3 separate regions of the Homo sapiens genome follow, and regions 1 and 2 are each linked to region 3. The links are chromatin loops, found by intact Hi-C in ENCODE. Cell type or tissue: CD4-positive, alpha-beta T cell. All regions are shown on one strand. Region 1 has its middle 9.0 kb from the start of LINC02322. Region 2 overlaps LRRC9 (leucine rich repeat containing 9). Region 3 overlaps LRRC9 (leucine rich repeat containing 9).

The links. Peaks named below come from ENCODE experiments on the same cell type or tissue, not always from the same donor. Only the 100,000 strongest peaks of a DNase experiment are listed, where the experiment ranks them.
Region 1: it touches region 3 in a loop (4-fold over the local background); 6 of 110 quality-filtered maps call a loop at or near these places.
Region 2: it touches region 3 in a loop (13-fold over the local background); 38 of 110 quality-filtered maps call a loop at or near these places.

The regions. Positions count from the first base shown.
Region 1 is chr14:60,330,907-60,333,406 of GRCh38, reverse strand. No RefSeq gene overlaps it. Among named protein-coding and RNA genes, the nearest start is that of LINC02322, 9.0 kb to the right of the region's middle. RefSeq lists enhancers at 1,482-1,551, 1,572-1,811. In CD4-positive, alpha-beta T cell, CTCF peaks have their summits at 1,234 and 1,442 (motif pointing left); DNase peaks (open chromatin) are centred at 1,396, 1,696 and 2,096; H3K4me3 peaks cover 1,178 bases.
Region 2 is chr14:60,063,337-60,065,836 of GRCh38, reverse strand. LRRC9 (leucine rich repeat containing 9) reads right to left here. Exons shown (of 33, transcript NM_001395648.1): 33 at 1-2,500. The coding sequence ends at 2,475. The region is part of intron 1 of PCNX4-DT (PCNX4 divergent transcript); the gene reads left to right. Among named protein-coding and RNA genes, the nearest start is that of PCNX4-DT, 27 kb to the left of the region's middle. In CD4-positive, alpha-beta T cell, a CTCF peak has its summit at 1,193; a DNase peak (open chromatin) is centred at 1,136.
Region 3 is chr14:59,964,135-59,966,634 of GRCh38, reverse strand. It overlaps LRRC9 (leucine rich repeat containing 9), which reads right to left. Exons shown (of 33, transcript NM_001395648.1): 11 at 1-46. Among named protein-coding and RNA genes, the nearest start is that of LRRC9, 45 kb to the right of the region's middle. RefSeq lists an enhancer at 1,289-1,348. In CD4-positive, alpha-beta T cell, CTCF peaks have their summits at 1,239 and 1,438 (motif pointing left); DNase peaks (open chromatin) are centred at 784 and 1,414; H3K4me3 peaks cover 1,239 bases; H3K27ac peaks cover 579 bases.

The DNA.
Region 1 (2,500 bases), 370 kb before region 3:
ATTTATATATCTTCTTTTGAGAAATGTCTATTCAAATCTTTTGCTCATTTTTAAATAGAATTATTGGGGTTTTTTTCCTATTGAGTTGTTTGAGCTCTTTATATATTCTGGTTACTAATTCCTTATCAGATGGATAGTTTGCAAATATTTTCTCCCATTCTGTTGGTTGTCTCTGTGTTGATAGTTTCTTTTGCTGTGCAGAAGTTTTTTAGCCTGATGTAATCCCATTTGTCTATTTTTTTTTCTTTTCTGCCTTTGAAGTCTTATACAAAAAAGTCTTCACCCAGACCGACGTCCTGGAGCATTTCCCCAACGTTTTTTACTAGTCGTTTCATAGTTTCAGGTTTTAGATTTAAGGCTTTGATCCATTTTGCTTTCATTTTTGTATATGGTGAGAGATAGGGATCTGGTTTCATTCTTCTGCATGTGGTTATCCAGTTTTCCCAGCACCATTTATTGAAGAGATTGTTCTTTCCTCATTGTATGTTCTCGGCACCTTTGTCTAAAGGTGGGAGTGCAGATATTTCTTTGATATACTGATCTATCTTTTTTTTTTCTTTCTTTCTCTCTCTCTTTCTTTTTCCGTCTCTCTTTCTTTCTTTCTTTTTCTTTCTTTCTCTCTCTCTCTTTCTTTCTTTCTTTTTCTTTTTTTATTTTTTTAAGACAGAGTCTCACCCTGTCACCCAGGCTGGAGTGCAGTGGCATGATCTCAGCTCACTGCAGCCTCACCTCCTGGGCTCAAGCGAGTCTCTCACCTCAGCCTCCCGAGTAGCTGGAACTACAGATGGACGCCACTACACCTGACTAATTTTTGTATTTTTTTTGTAGAGATGGGGTTTCACTATGTTGCCCAGCCTGGTCGTGAACTCCTGGGCTCAAGTGATCTGCCCACCTCGGCCTCCCAAATTGCTGGGATTACAGGTGTGAGCCACTGCACCAGGCCTTAATTTTTTTTTTCTTTTGGATACATACCCACTAGTGGAATTGCTCAATCATATGGTAATTCTGAAATGAGCTGTCTGTAAATGCATGGGTGGTATCTGAGTTCTCTATTCTGTTCCATTGATCTATGTGTCTGTTGTTATGCCAGTACAGTGGTTCTACATAAATTTTAAGAACGACAAAATAATTTGTTTTTTCTACTTGTATGAAGATTGTCATTGTATTTTGAGTTATTTTTAATGCCTTCTCATTTAAACTTCCTTCCCCTGCCAGCACACATAAACACAAATCTTTTGAAGTCATTTTATTATTAATGTGTCAATTTACAAATGAGAAACGGAGGCACAGGCAGCTGAAGTTACACAGGGGCTTATGGAGCTGGCTTTCAAACCCAGGCAATCTGACTTCAAAGCCCACCTTGAGTAGTGAACCTCAAGATGCCAACGAGCGATGCTGCCCCCTGCTGGAGAAAATAAGCTGTTGGCTCTAGCCCAAAGCAGCCTTGGATGGTACCAGCGGCTTCTCGGGTAGCCTGGCAAAAAAAACTCCGTTCCAAAGGGATTCTGTGTATTGGTGATATTTAATGATTCTGTTTGTATTTTCTTGAGGAAACTGTGAACGTAAAACAACCAGAAAGAAAGGAGTAGGGACAGAGGCAGTAAGGAAACAGTTTGAGGGGAAGCAAAGCAGAAAAAATAAGGCAGAGGGCGATGCAGTCAGAAGGCGGGATCTCCGGGGCCTGTGAGCTTCCGGCACGGGTGACAAAGCGGCCAAGTCCCCAGAGCAGCCCCTGAGACCTCACATCTGCTGTTGAACTTGCAACAGTGAGAAAAAGTCTTCTTCTTCTCCATTAGGCCTGGCTGGGAGATCCCTGAAATGGTTTTCTGGGTCTCCTCACCACACACCCGCCAGCCTGCACCGTGTAAACTTTCTATAATCCCCCCACATCTGAGATGGTCTGAACGCTTTCTTCTTTGCAGCCTGAAAGCCGAACACAATACCAGTTTGGTGTAGGTCTTGGGCAAATCCCTACTGCCCTTCTCTTCCCTGGGTCTCAGGTTTCTTTTCAGCATAAGGCAGTTTGGGTTCTCAAGCGAGGGCAGTACTGCCCCACTGAGGGCAGGTAGAGAGAGAGAGAGAGAGAGAGAGAGTGTGTGTGTGTGTGTGTGCGCTAGCGCGCGCACGTGCATGTCAGGGAGCAACGTTGGTTGTCACAAAGACTTGGAGGAGGGTGCCACTGGCATTTAGCACCCAAGAACCAGCGATGCTAAACATTCTGCCAATGCCATTAGCAACCCCGTGGAGAAACACTGGGTGATTAAGAGTATATACCATTGTTTCTTCATAAAAAATGTAAATAAATCCACTTTCAGTTTTGAAGTTCTGTTAAATGGGGCTCTTGGAGTAAAATGGTAGTGTATTAAAGGAAAGTGATAAATAGCTCATGATTTGTATGGAGCTTTTTAAACCGGGTTTTCAATTCTGTGTGATTTTCTAAAAAAACAGTTTTGCTGTGAGTAGATTTCTGGCATGTTTCTAATGCTTGTAAGCTCTGAAG
Region 2 (2,500 bases), 99 kb before region 3:
TTGTTTGTGGAATTGTCTTTAATGAAAACAAGTTATATAATCATACATTTGCTTGCAAAATAAATCAAGACATTTGCTGGGAGCAAAGACATAATAACTTTACTGGATAAATTATACATTTTATCTAAGTGAAATACCTTGATGAATAAATAGTTTACTCTCTTTTACAGTTTTTTTTTTTTTTTTTTTGAGAGGGAGTCTCACTCTGTCACCCAGGCTGGAGTGCAGTGGTGCCATCTCAGCTCACTGCAACCTCTGCCTCCCTGGTTCAAGCGATTCTCCTGCCTTAGCCTCCTGAGTAGCTGAGATTACAGGTGTACGCCACCATTCCCAGTTAATTTTTGTATTTTTAGTAGGGATGGGGCTTTGCCTTGTTGGCCAGGCTGGTCTTGAACTCCTGACCTCAGGTGATCTGCCCACCTTGGCCGCCTAAAGTTCTGGGATTACAGGCGTGAACCACTGCACCTGGCGTGGTGGTGTAATTCCAGCTACTCAGAAATTTAGATGAAAAAAAAATTTTTTTTTGAGATGGAGTCTTGCTCAATTTGTCTGCCTCAGCCTCCCTAGTAGCTGGGACTACAGGAGCACACCACCACGCCTGGCTAATTTTTGTATTTTTAGTAGAGATGGGGTTTCACCATATTGGCCAGGCTGGTCTCGAACTTCTGACCTTGTGATCTGCCTGCCTTGGCCTCCCAAAGTGCTGGGATTACAGATGTGAGCCACTGCGCCCGGCTCAGATGACATTTAATTAACAATTTTTAAGAATTATAAATAGCTCAAAATTTAACAATGTGTACATAAAAATCACATGAAGATCTCAAATGTATTAAAAGTCCATAGGAAAAATGGCTAAAAGAAAATATGCCAAAATGCTAAGTGAATACAGTGTAAGTTATGTTTTTTCTGCTTTATATATTTCTATTCTGAACATTTTTCTCCAGTGAAACCTATTACATTTATTTTCCCACTTTGTTATTTTAAGACACTTTTTATTATAAAAGTAACATATATTCAGCATTTAATTTATACATAATCATAAAAGAAAAAAAGAAGATGATGCCAATTTAGTAATAAATAGTGAAGAGTAGACTGTCACAACACTATAATGAAAGCAGTTGTCAAAACTAAAGGGCAACAAAGACATCTTCTGGACATCTTAAGAACTGCATAGTTGTTTTTAAACAAAAGATCCTATTTCCACCTAAATGTAATAGTTGTTTAAAAACCACACATTACAAAGAGCAAAATCAATCTGTAATTAGGTTTGAACTTTTAAATATTACATGATTAAAGTAAAGACATACAGCATTTAAAAAGAAAAATACAAAATTGTTGCATAGACATTGGAATTATATCATTTCCAAAGTACCTTTAAAACTATTTCCAGACAGATTATAAAGTCTACATATTTTAGTTAAAATAATTTATTTTCGTGTAAGGAAAGTATAAAATATTATGAAACTATGTGTACTGTTGAGCCAATAACTTTAAAATTTTGAATAGAATACTTCATGAATGATGGAGCTCATTTATATCAAAATATGATTGGCAATTTGGTTATCAATTTTAGTAACTGTAACAAGCAAATTCATAACCACATTTGATTAATCTGTGATACGTCCTAGTACTATGCAATGTAATAGTTTAGAAAAGTTCAGTGAAGTATAATTATTGAAGGTCATATTTTTAAATGTGTCCACTCAGTTTGAATACATGTTCTCTTCAGCCTGAAACTACTTGTAAACTTGTATCACTGTAGGTGTAATTAAATGATTTGTATTTGAAATCGGACGCTTTTTTTATTCTTAGAGCATGAAGGACTGGTTGCACCCACGGTTAGCCACATTTAGAAACTACTATTGATGCCCACAATTTGCATCTCTAAACAATTTTGAGGGCCGATCTGGTTTGAGGGTATTTTTTAAAAAAATACAGTCCTAAAAACCAATCTGTAGTTCAACTAGCAAAACTCATCTTGCTTTAGTAATAGTTGTGTTTGGTAAGAAATGTGCTGTAGTTTTGTGTAATCTCAAATGAATAGATACTCTACAAATGAAAGTATGCCTATTTCCTAAAGTTATCTTTTCTCAATATCTTCCTATGACTTTTCATAATGACATTTCATGACTAAATGTTTCTAATACTAGAACTAAGCATTCAGTTCTCTGGACTTTGTTTCATGTCACTTTTGTCTTTTCAAATTGTAGTCTGATGTAATAGTTGATGATTTTTATGATATAGAAATTCAAACAAATAACTAAAGATAACCATAAAGAAAGTTTAAGAGAGGTGATATTAAATCAAGTTCATGAAGGGTAATAGATTATCTTCATATGGAACTGAAGTGCTTCAGTAACTTAAGTAACATGATTATCTTTTTTTTTTTTTTTTAACTGACCACTGTCCGCTAGTTTTTGTACAACTACTAAACAGGTGAGTTTCTTGGTGTATGCTCATTTCTCTTTAGGCAGTTACATTCGATTTGATCTTGGAAAGT
Region 3 (2,500 bases):
CCAGGCACAAAAACGTGACAGAATTAATTCATAGCAGAAATTAAACCTATGTGGGAATACATACAGAATATACATGAAGAAAATAATAGATTTTCCTTAAAATGTTTAAGAACAGAAAACTACGTGATAAAAGTTATAGCTCATATTTTGTGTCTTTTGCTAAAGATACAGTAATCATATAGTGGCTCCGTTTATTTATTCATTTATTGCACATTTGTTCTGCCTGGAAGACAGGTTGGTTGAGCAATCTTCACTTTCTGAAACACTTTCTTAGCTTCAGGGAAACTTCATACGCCTTCCTCTTATTGGCTGCTCTTTCATAGTTTTCTTGCTGGGTCTTCTCAGACAGACTTTTAGATGTTGAACTGCCCAGGGATCAGCCTTTGGCCTTCCTCTTGCTTCCACGAACACTCTCCCTAGATGATTTCACGTGGTTCCTTGGCTTTATATACATCCTGATAAATTACAACATTTTATTTCTAGTCTTGATCTCTACTCAACTTAGCTGGTTATACCCAGACTTGAATATCCAACTACCTACTTGGTATGTCCATCTGCATGTTAAACAGGTGACTCCAACCTAACATAACTAACACTGCACCCCAAACCTGCTCCTCTGAGTATTTTCCATCTCAGTATATGGCACCACCATTTAACTGATAGCTTAAGTCAAAACCGTAGGAATAATCCTCTCCTTTCTTCCTCACCAGTATCTTTTTTTTTTTTTTTTTTTTTTTTTTTTTTTTTTTTTTGAGGCGGAGTCTCGCTCTGTCGCCCAGGCTAGAGTGCAGGGGCGCCATCTCCACTCACTGCAATCTCCGCCTCCCGGGTTCACGCCATTCTCCTGCCTCAGCTTCCCGAGTAGCTGGGACTACAGGCGCCCGCCATCACGCCCGGCTAATTTTTTGTGTTTTTAATACAGACGGGGTTTCACCGTGTTAGCCAGGATGGTCTCAATCTCCTGACCTCGTGATCCGCCCACCTCGGCCTCCCAGTGCTGGGATTACAGGCGTGAGCCACCGCGCCCGGCCCCAGTATCTAATTCTTTAGCAAGTCCGCCTGGCTCTACATCTAAAATCCATCCTGAATGTGATCGTGTTTCATCATCACCACTGTTACCATCCTAATCCAAATCACCACGATCTCTCATTGGACTACTGAAATAACTTCCTGACAATGAATACGGATGTGAAAGAGGCATTGTCTGCTCTAATGAAGCCTAAACAAGTAAAGCCAGAAATAAAATTTCTAAACTGAAAAAGGCTCTGAAGAGAAGCTTGGGGTAAGGAATGCAAAGGGGACCTACTTAAGATAGGGCCTTGGGGACGACCTTTCAGAGACGTTAAGATATTTGATCTGAAAATTGGAGGAGGAGGAGCAGGGGCCAGCTGTGTGAAAATAACACTGAAGTGCTTGTTTGCTCTCTGCTGCCCTCACCTGGCCATACGCATAAAATTCCGGTCCTGTCTAGCACAGAACCTAGATTAAGATGAGATTGAAAAACGGATCATTTTGAGAAGGAAGTAAATGGTCTTATAAGGAATACATTTGCCTTTAATGAAAGATCTAGGTCCTCACCTACATAATCAACCAGGGTCTGAAATGGGTGTGAGCTAAGGTCACAGAGGTGAGCTTCCTGATGGGTAGTCTCTCCTTGAGCCTAATAGCTGAGCTCCTAACTTAGGGCATCTATATTTCTCACAAGCAAATACTTAATCAATGCAGCCAGGATCTTATAAATTACTTCTCCCTTAGAGTTGAAAGGAGAGCTGCCTAAACCAAACTAATCCCAGAGGAGCTCGCAGTCTGGTAGAGGAGACAGATATGAATAGTGTTGCAATCAAGCATGATGCCTGCTAACCAGTTTAGAGTACCTACAAAACAGCCACATTAGCATCTGAGGTGGGGAAGCTACTGCCCCTCCTATAGAGGGATCATTTGCTGGGCCTAAATCTGTCAAATTTCCCCTAAGTAACATGTCCTGGAAGCTTTCTGCACTCTGATAGAAACTAGGGCTGTAGGCGTTTTAGATAAAGTTTTTGCTATATAGGGGATATTGGGCTTGAGGCGTCTCATGAATGGGTGGAAGGAATGAATAAACAATACCTAGCTCCTAGGCTGGTTCCCCAGGAAGGCAGGAGCTATGAAGTGTGATTTTTTCATGGAGATTTTATGTTGCCCAGGAATTCAGCAGCTGAGCAATGATGAAGTAAGTGTGAGGTATGCAAAAGCATTCTGGGTGAAGGAAACAGAACAAACAAAACCACTTATGTGGTGGAGTACTGCGTTTGCTTCAAGAGCAGTGCGGTACACAGTTCAGCTGACTTTAAAAGAGTTGAACAGAAGTTATGATAGTCTAAAACTATACAGTGGAGAACACTGATCCTTTACTGTAGGTGAAGAGTCTGCCAATAAAACAAAACAAAAGCCTTTGCAGCCATTTGTTACCTTCCAAATTACATTCAGACTCTTCACCTACAGTAGAGGATTCAATATTCTC